Linked DNA regions of Homo sapiens: region 1 is linked to region 2. Evidence: read pairs that join two places in POLR2A ChIA-PET (ENCODE). Cell type or tissue: MCF 10A. All regions are shown on one strand. Each heading gives the region's core, and the rest is flanking DNA. Links, peaks and the distances in the headings are about the cores only. Region 1 overlaps ZNF512 (zinc finger protein 512). Region 2 has its middle 5.1 kb from the start of PPM1G.

Region 1 (4,393 bases), core at 182-4,181, 190 kb after region 2:
TGAGAGGATAAGAAAGAAGTAACGCAGGGCTAAATGCCTAGCCCATTACTTGGCAAATATTTGGTTAATGGTAATTCTTATTATTTTAAAAGTGAATTGCCTTTATTTTGCCCTTGAAGACATGACACTGAGTTTCTGGGATTTTGAGATTTATTGACTATTGAGCTTGAGAAATAAAGGAGACATAGATGAAAGCATTTGAGTCGGACTTCATGACATTCTGTTTCTCTGTGGAACAACCTAGCACTGAGCAGTATTTTTCCTTCTAGGAAATGTTTACTTGTCATCATTGTGGGAAACAACTTCGTTCACTGGCAGGGATGAAGTATCATGTCATGGCAAATCATAATAGTTTGGTAAGAGTGTCTTCTGTCTTTTGTGAGTGTTTGGATGTCTTTTTTTTTTTGAGATGGAGTCTCACTCTGTTGCCCAGGCTGGAGTGCAGTGGCACGATCTCGGCTTACTGCAACCTCCACCTCCTGGTTCAAGCGATTCTCGTGTCTCAGCCCCTTGAGTGGTTAGGACTACAGGCGTGCGCCACCACGCCTGGCTAATTTTTTTTGTTTTGTTTTGTTTTTTGAGACGGAGTTTCACTCTTGTTGCCCAGGCTGGAGTGCAGCAGTGCAAACTTGGCTCACCGCAACCTCCGCCTCCTGGGTTCAAGCGATTGTCCTGCCTCAGCCTCCCGAGTAGGTGGGATTACAGGCATGCACCACCACACCTGGCTGATTTTGTATTTTTAGTAGAGATGGCAGTTTCTCCATGTTGGTCAGGCTGGTCTCGATCTCCCAACCTCAGGTGATCTTCCCGTCTTGGCCTCCTAAAGTGCTGGGATTATAGGCGTGAGCCATCGCGCCCAGAAATTTTTTGTATTTTTAGTAGAGACTGAGTTTCACCATGTTGGCCAGGCTGGTCTCGAACTCCTGACCTCAGGTGATCCACCCTCCTTGGCCTGCCGAAGTGCTGGGATTACAGGCGTGAGCCACTGCGCCCGGCCTGGATGTCTTTTACTTATGTGAGTGTAGATATCTCAGTGCAGATGGCTTTGGGATTTTATAAGGGTGTTAGCAAGAAGACCGTTTTGATAAAAGAGTTATGCACAATGAAACCTTTGCAGTGAATCCATAAATATTTGTGTGTTTAGGTTAGCTCCAAAGGTTCATATCTTGGGAGTCAGAGGCTCAGAACTCTTATTTCCATTATATTCACTTCCTTTGTCCAGGAGAAGATGGAGAACACCAGGAGTCAGAAAACTTGGGCTTCATTGGCACCAGCTTAGCTGCCAGTCCAATCCTTGATTCTCCTCTGATATTTTTTTTCCCTGTGTCTTATCTTTTCCATGAATCATCTTCTTGTTTACTTCTCTTGATTTCTAGCCCATTTTGAAAGCCGGAGATGAAATAGATGAGCCAAGTGAGAGGGAAAGGCTCCGAACAGTTCTAAAGAGACTGGGAAAGCTCAGGTGCATGCGTGAGGTAAGGGCCCAAGGACAGCAATTCCTTCTGCCTGAATTCTCAGGTCAATGTCTTTCGTTCTTCTTTCCATTTCTTCTCTTCCTCATTGTAGACTTCCTAGTTCTGTACTATCTTGGTCTCTTGAATCATTAATAGTTGTTTATTTTCTTCCTTATTTCCAAAAATTTATTTTTCTCCCCCTTCCCTTTGTTTGATGGGGTTTCCTTACCATCCTTTTTTTAATGTGATGAAGAGGATCCCAGTGACCCCTCACTGTGCTGGACTTTGGTATATATTGCTGGGTATTTGATATTGGGATGGGGTTGGATCACAGACCAAGGAGAAAGCTCTGACATAGAGTAGATGCACAGTTATAGTTTATCAAGGGCTGACTAAGCTGATTGAAAATCATGCTTGATCAGAGTAAGATGGCCAGAGACAAGGAAGGGTTGTGCTGATGGGAGATGTTGGAGAGGGTCTACTGAAATCAGAGGGTCTATTTGTATTTTGTGGTGGTGAATGCTTTATGGCTGTTTAGAAATTTAGGGATCATGTCAAAAGATGTAAGATTATAGTTTAGGCTTCTCTCCTCTGTTCAGAGTTGCTCCAGTAGCTTCACCAGCATCATGGGATATCTCTACCATGTCAGAAAATGTGGCAAAGGGGCTGCAGAGCTGGAAAAGATGACCCTGAAATGTCACCACTGTGGAAAACCATATAGGTCGAAGGCTGGACTTGCATATCACCTGAGGTCAGAGCATGGGCCTGTGAGTACTGATTCCTTTCTATACCCTGCGTGGGGATGTATTTCGTGGTGAGTCCTTACCCCTCTATCTTCCCATATGTGTTTGGTTCCTCATTTGTATCCTCTTTTAATCTCTGAATGCTTGTGTGTTGTCTCTTCTTTATTCGTTCTTTGTCCTTATTTCTGCCTTTTTAACATTATTAGGTTAGATAAATCAAAATTCAAAGTATAGTCCAGGCAGAAGTAAACTCATTATTATATATTTTATATCTTATATATTTTTATATAGTGTGTGTGTGTGTATATTTTTTTTTTTTTTTTTCTTCAAGAGACAAGATCTTGCTGTCTCAGGCTAGAGTGCAGTGGTGGGATCATAGCTCACTGCAGCCTCGAACTCTTGGGCTCAAGCCATCTTCTTGCCTCAGGCTCCTAAGTAGCCAGGACTACAGGCTTGCGTCACATGCCCAGCTAATTCTTCGTTTTTAATTTTTTGTAGAGACGGGGGTCTCATTATGTAGCACAGGCCAGTCGCAAACTCCTGGCCTCAAGTGATCCTCTTACCTTGACCTCCCAAAGTGCTGGGATTATAGGTGCGAGCCACCCTGCTCAGCCCATTATTTAATTAATTAATTAATTAATTTATGTATTTATATATTTTTGAGACAGACTTTCCCTCTGTTGCCCAGGCTGGAGTGCTGTAGAGCAATCTTGGCTCACTGTGACCTCCGCCTCCTGGGTTCAAGCAATTCTCCTACTTCAGCTTCCCGAGTAGCTGGGATTACAGGTGCGTGCCACCACGCCCAGCTAATTTTTGTATTTTTATTAGAGACGGGGTTTCACCATGTTGGCCAGGCTGGTCTCGAACTCCCGATCTCAGGTGATCTGCCCACCTCGGCCTCCCAAAGTGCTGGGATTATAGGCGTGAGCCACTGTGCCCAGCCCCATTGTTATACTTTTAAAACTAAAGGCATTCCCCCATAGCTAGAGCTTTTATGGGCATCTGTCCAGCTGGTTCCTCTCATTTTTTTGGTTTAAATTTTTTTGTTCTCATTACATTTCCAAGGTTTCCCACCCTGTGGTTTCTTTTTTTTTAGAGTCATTTGTTAAGATACAATTTACACATAGTAATGTTTACCATTTTAGTGCATAATTATAAGAGTTTTGACACATGTATACAGTCATGTAACCACTATCACACTCAACACATAGACTAGGCGGGGTGCCTTAGCTCACACCTGTAATCCCAGCACTTTGGGAAGCTGAGGTGGGTGGATTGCCTGAGTCCAGGAGTTTGAGACTAGGTTGGGCTACATAGTGAGACCCTGTCTCTACAAAAAATGAAAAAATAAGCCAGGCATGGTGGTGTACACCTGTAGTCCCAAGTACTTGGGAAACTGAGGTGGGAGGATCACTTGAGCCCAGAAGGTTGAGGCTGCAGAGCTGTGATCATACCACTGCATTCCAGCCTGGGTGACAGAGTGAGACTCTGTCTCAAAACAAACAAAAAAAAGATGTTTTACAATTCCATCACTACCTCAAGTTGACTTGTGTCCCTTTAGTCAGCCTTTTCCTCCAGCTACAGCCTCTGGCAACCACTGATTTATTTTCTGACCCTATAGTTTTACCCTTTTCAGAATGTCATATAAATTGAATCATACAGCATGTAGCCTTTCAGTCTGACTTCTTTCATTTACCATAATCCATTTGTGATTCATCCATGTGTTGCATGTATCATTAGTTTATTCCTTTTTTTTTCTGACTAGGATTTCATTATATGGATGTTTCAAGTTTGTCGTTTATCTGCTTACCAGTTGAAGAACATTTGGTTGTTTCTAGTTTTTGATGATTACGAATAAAGCTGCTATAAACATTCACAAAGGTTTTTGGGCTGGGCACAATGACTCATGCCTGTAATCCCAGCACTTTGGGAGGCTGATGCAGGTGGATTGCTTGAGCTCAGGAGTTCGAGACCAGCTGGGCAACATGGTGAAACCCCATCTCTACAGAAAATACAAAAATTAGCTGGGTGTGGGTGGTGCACGCCTGTAGTCCCAGCTACTTGGGAGGTTGAGGCGGGAGGATGGTTTGAGCCCAGGAGGCGGAGATTGCAGTGAGCCGAGATGGTGCCACTGCACTCCAGCCTGGGTGACAGAGCAAGACCCTGACTCAAAAACAAAAAATGAAAAGATTGTTG
Region 2 (4,393 bases), core at 149-4,148:
CTTCTTTTTTTTCTTTCTTTTTTTTTTTCTTTTTGGACTTTGTTTTTTCCTAAGAATGGAATGTGACATTGTTTAAAGAGCATGAATTTTGCCACATATTACCTATGAGATCTTTCACAAGTTACTTATTCCCTCTTAGGCTAAGTTCATCTGCAAGACAGACATACAGCATCTACTCTTCAAGACTGCTTTAAGGATAAGAGGAATTGAATGTAAAGTGCTGAGTTATCCATAAATGTTGTATATTATTCAACAAAAGACTGCTGTTTAAGTGTCCATACATACACGCTAAATATGGAATGGAAGCCACATTTAATTGTGTTCACAAAAAATAGGAGGTGGCCTGAAAATAAATGGGAAAAAAACAGACAAGAAAAAAAGTGGAAAAGAAAATATAACTCGAGGCTGGGCACAGTGGCTCACGCCCGTAATCCCAGCACTTTGGGAGGCTGAGGCAGGCGGATCACTTAAGGTCAATAGTCCGAGACCAGCCTGGCCAACATGGTGAAACCCTCTCTCTACTAAAAATACTATATAAACACACACACGCACACACACAATATGACTCAAGGAAAAAGTAACGCACTGGGAGAGCAATAATGTTACAGAGAGGGGAGATAGATACTAAGGGGGATCATGGAAAGAGGTGAAAAAGGAGAAAGAGTATGAAGATTATCCCCTCACCATCCTATTCCCCTCAAAGTCACTACAGTATATTTCCAGTGACGTAAAGGTTTCATGCTTTGACTAGAAGGGAGAAAGAAAAAAAATTTTAAAAAAAGGCCGGGCGCAGTGGCTCACGCCTGTAATCCCAGCACTTTGGGAGGCCGAGGCGGGTGGATCACGAGGTCAGGAGATCGAGACCATCCTGGCTAACATGGTGAAGCCCTGTCTCTACTAAAAAATACAAAAAATTAGCCGGGCGTGATGGTGGGCGCCTGTAGTCCCAGCTATTCGGGAGGCTGAGGCAGGAGAATGGCATGAACCCAGGAGGCGGAGCTTGCAGTGAGCCGAGATCGCGCCACTGTACTCCAGCCTGGGTGACAGAGCAAGACTCTGTCTAAAAAAAAAAAAAAAAAAAAAAAAAACACCCAAAACGCAATACTATATTCATAGATCGATTGATAATGCTGAGTCTGTCTTTAAAGTATGAGCTGCAAAAATCTGGCTAATCAGACATGGTAATAGAGCCAGCTCCTGAACATGTACTTGAGGTGTTAGTCCACATGAAAAAAGGGTTTTTATGGCAGGCATGGTGGCTCACACATGTAATCCCAGCACTTTGAGAGACTGAGGTGGGTGGATCACCTGAGGTCAAGAGTTCAAGACCAGCTTGACCAGTATGGTGAAACCCCGTCTGGCCGGGCACGGTGGTTCACGCCTGTAATCCCGGCACTTTGGGAGGCTGAGGCGGGCAGATCACGAGGTCAGGAGTTCGAGATCAGCCTGACCAACGTGGTGAAACCCCGTCTCTACTAAAAATACAAAAATCAGCTGGGCGTGGTGACACACACCTGTAATCCCAGCTACTTGGGAGGTTGGGGCAGGAGAATCGCTTCAACCCAGGAGGCAGTGGTTGCAGTGAGCTGAGATCGTGCCATGGCACTCCAGCCTGGGCAACAGAGCGAGACTTTGTCTCAGAAAAAAAAAAGAAACCCTGTCTCTACTAGAACTACAAAATTAGCAGGGTATGGTGGCAACATGCCTGTAATTCCAGCTACTTGGGAGGCTGAGGCAGGAGAATCACTTGAATCTGGGAGGCAGAAGTTGCAGTGAGCCGAGATTGCGCCACTGCACTCCAGTCTGGGTGACAGTGCAAAACTCCGTCTCAAAAAAAAAAAAAAAAAAGAAATTATGAACCCTGAGGCATGTAATTATAGATCTCTGGGAATGTTGCCAGCCTGGGAGACATTGCCTTAAAGGTTAAATGTGGATGGGCGTGGTGGCTCACACTTGTAACCCCAGCACTTTGGAAGGCTGAGGCGGCCGGATCATCTGAGGTCAGGAGTTCGACACCAGCCTGGCCAATATGGTGAAACTCTGCCTCTACTAAAAATACAAAAATTAGGTGGGCGTGGAGGCAGGCGCCTGTAATCCCAGCTACTTGGGAGGCTGAGGCAGGAGAATCGCTTGAACCTGGGAGGCGGAGGTTGCAGTGAGCTGAGATCCCGCCATTACACTCCAGCCTGGGCCACAGAGCAAGACTCCATCTCAAAAAAATATATATATATATATTAAATGCTCTAACTTTAGAGTATAATGTGACATCAGTTCAATTGTAAATTTGAATGTGAACTGAAGATCACTCAAAAAAGTGTTAATCTAGATCATCCAAAATATGCCAATATGCTTGTATTTATATTAAATATTATAAATTTATGTTGTCTTCCTATGTTACCCAGGTTGGCCTCAAACTCCTGGGCTCAGACAATCCTCCCACCTCAGCCTCCTGAGTAGGTGCATGCTGCTGTGCCTGGATCTCATTGTTTTTGACCCTTTCTTCATATACATGTGATTCATATACATCAATATTATACTATTCATGAAATGATACCTTTAAAAACTAAGCAGTTTTGATACCATATTCCTTCTTGGTTGTGATTAAAGGTGAAAGATTGATCCAGAGAGGAAAAAAATAATCTCAGGGACAAGATTTAGGGCTAAGAAAGAAGGAATTCAAATATTTTGAAGGTACTAAAAACGAAGAGGGAGAGTCTATTTCTGGGATTCTGGGCTAGTTCTTACTCCCCTTTATACTCATTAATTTATATATATATTTTCTGTAGATGATAATATCTTGACTTTTTTTTTTTTTTTTTTGAGACAAAGTCTCACTCTGTCACCCAGGCTGGAGTGCAGTGGCGCGATCTCGGCTCACTGCGACCTCCACCTCCCAGGTTCAAGTGATTCTCCTACCTCAGCCTCCCAAGTAGCTGTGACTACAGGTGTGTGCCACCACACCCATCTTTTTTTTTTGTAATTTTAGTGGAGGCAGGTTTTCATTGTGTTAGCCAGGATGGTCTGGATCTTCTGATCCTCGTGATCCGCCCACCTCGGCCTCCCAAAGTGTTGGGATTACAGGCGTGAGCCACGGTGCCGGGCCATATTTTGACATCTTTTCTTTTCTTTTTGAGTTGGAGTCTCGCTCTGTCGCTGAGGCTGGAGTGCAGTGGCACGATCTTGGCTCACTGCAACCTCCTCCTCTGGGTTCAACCAATTCTCCCTGCCTCAGCCTCCTGAGAAGCTGGAATTACAGGCGCCCGCCAACACGCCCGGCTAATTTTTGTATTTTTTAGTAGAGACTTGGTTTCACCATGTTGGCCAGGCTGGTCTTGAACTCCTGACCTCAGGTGATCCGCCTGCTTCGGCCTCCCAAAGAGCTGGGATTACAGGTGTGAGCCACTGCACCCGGCCCATATTTTGACATCTTATAAAATCCTTTCTGGCTGGGAGAGACTGCCCTTCCAATGCTAACCAATTAGAGATAGCAAAGGACTTTTTTTTTTTTTTGAGATGGAGTCTTGCTCTGTCACACAGGCTGGAATGCAGTGGTGCCATCTTGGCTCGCTGCAACCTCCGCCTCCTGGGTTCAAGCAATTCTCATGCTTCGGCCTCCTGAGTAGCTGAGACTACAGGCACAGGCCACCACACCCGGCTAATTTTTGTATTTTTAGTAGAGACTGGAGTTTCACCATATTGTCCAGGCTGGTCTCAAACTCCTGACCTCAAGTGATCCACCTGCCTAGGCCTCCCAAAGTGCTGGGATTATAGGTGTGAGCCACCACGCCCAGCCAAAACATTCCTTTGATACATAAACTGACCAGTCCAGCGCTATACCTCCCCTATCTGGCCTGTACATCACAAGAAGCAATATTCTTTTGCCTTAATCATCGCAGGCAATTAGGGACCATCCCTAAAGTTTACAGCCTGCAGGAGTTATTCAAACTAGCCAACCCTAAACTCTTTGCCCTGCCTTGCCTTACCCTTAGAAACCCCAACAAAAGTTCTGGCCTAGGCCAGGCGCAGTGGCTCACGCCTGTAATCCCAGCACTTTGGGAGGCCTAGGCGGGCGGATCACGAGGTCAGGAGTTCGAGACCAGCCTGGCCAACATGGCGAAACCCTGTCTCTACTAAAAATACAAAAAATTAGCCGGGCATGGTGGCGCACACTTGTAATCCCAGCTACTCAGGAGGCTGAGGCGGGAGAATTGCTTAAACCTGAGAGGCGGAGGTTGCAGTGAGCCAAGATCGTGCCGCTGCACTCCAGCCTGGGTGACAGAGCGAGACTCTGCCTCAAAAAAAAAAAAAGTTCTGGCCTAGGTTGGGCGCAGTGGCTCATCTTTGTAATCCCAACACTATGGGAGGCCGAAGCACATGGATCACCTGAGGTCAG

What was found. ChIA-PET counts read pairs that join two places held together with the same protein. Peaks named below come from ENCODE experiments on the same cell type or tissue, not always from the same donor. Only the 100,000 strongest peaks of a DNase experiment are listed, where the experiment ranks them.
Region 1: POLR2A ChIA-PET joins it to region 2 with 6 read pairs; 5 of 35 experiments call an interaction of 5 or more read pairs at or near these places.

The regions. Positions count from the first base shown.
Region 1 is chr2:27,601,087-27,605,479 of GRCh38, forward strand. ZNF512 (zinc finger protein 512) reads left to right here. Exons shown (of 14, transcript NM_032434.4): 7 at 270-356; 8 at 1,377-1,475; 9 at 2,054-2,221. Among named protein-coding and RNA genes, the nearest start is that of ZNF512, 20 kb to the left of the region's middle. In MCF 10A, for the core only: no CTCF peak of the experiment used is centred there; no DNase peak of the experiment used is centred there.
Region 2 is chr2:27,412,501-27,416,893 of GRCh38, forward strand. No RefSeq gene overlaps it. Among named protein-coding and RNA genes, the nearest start is that of PPM1G, 5.1 kb to the left of the region's middle. In MCF 10A, for the core only: no CTCF peak of the experiment used is centred there; a DNase peak (open chromatin) is centred at 1,911.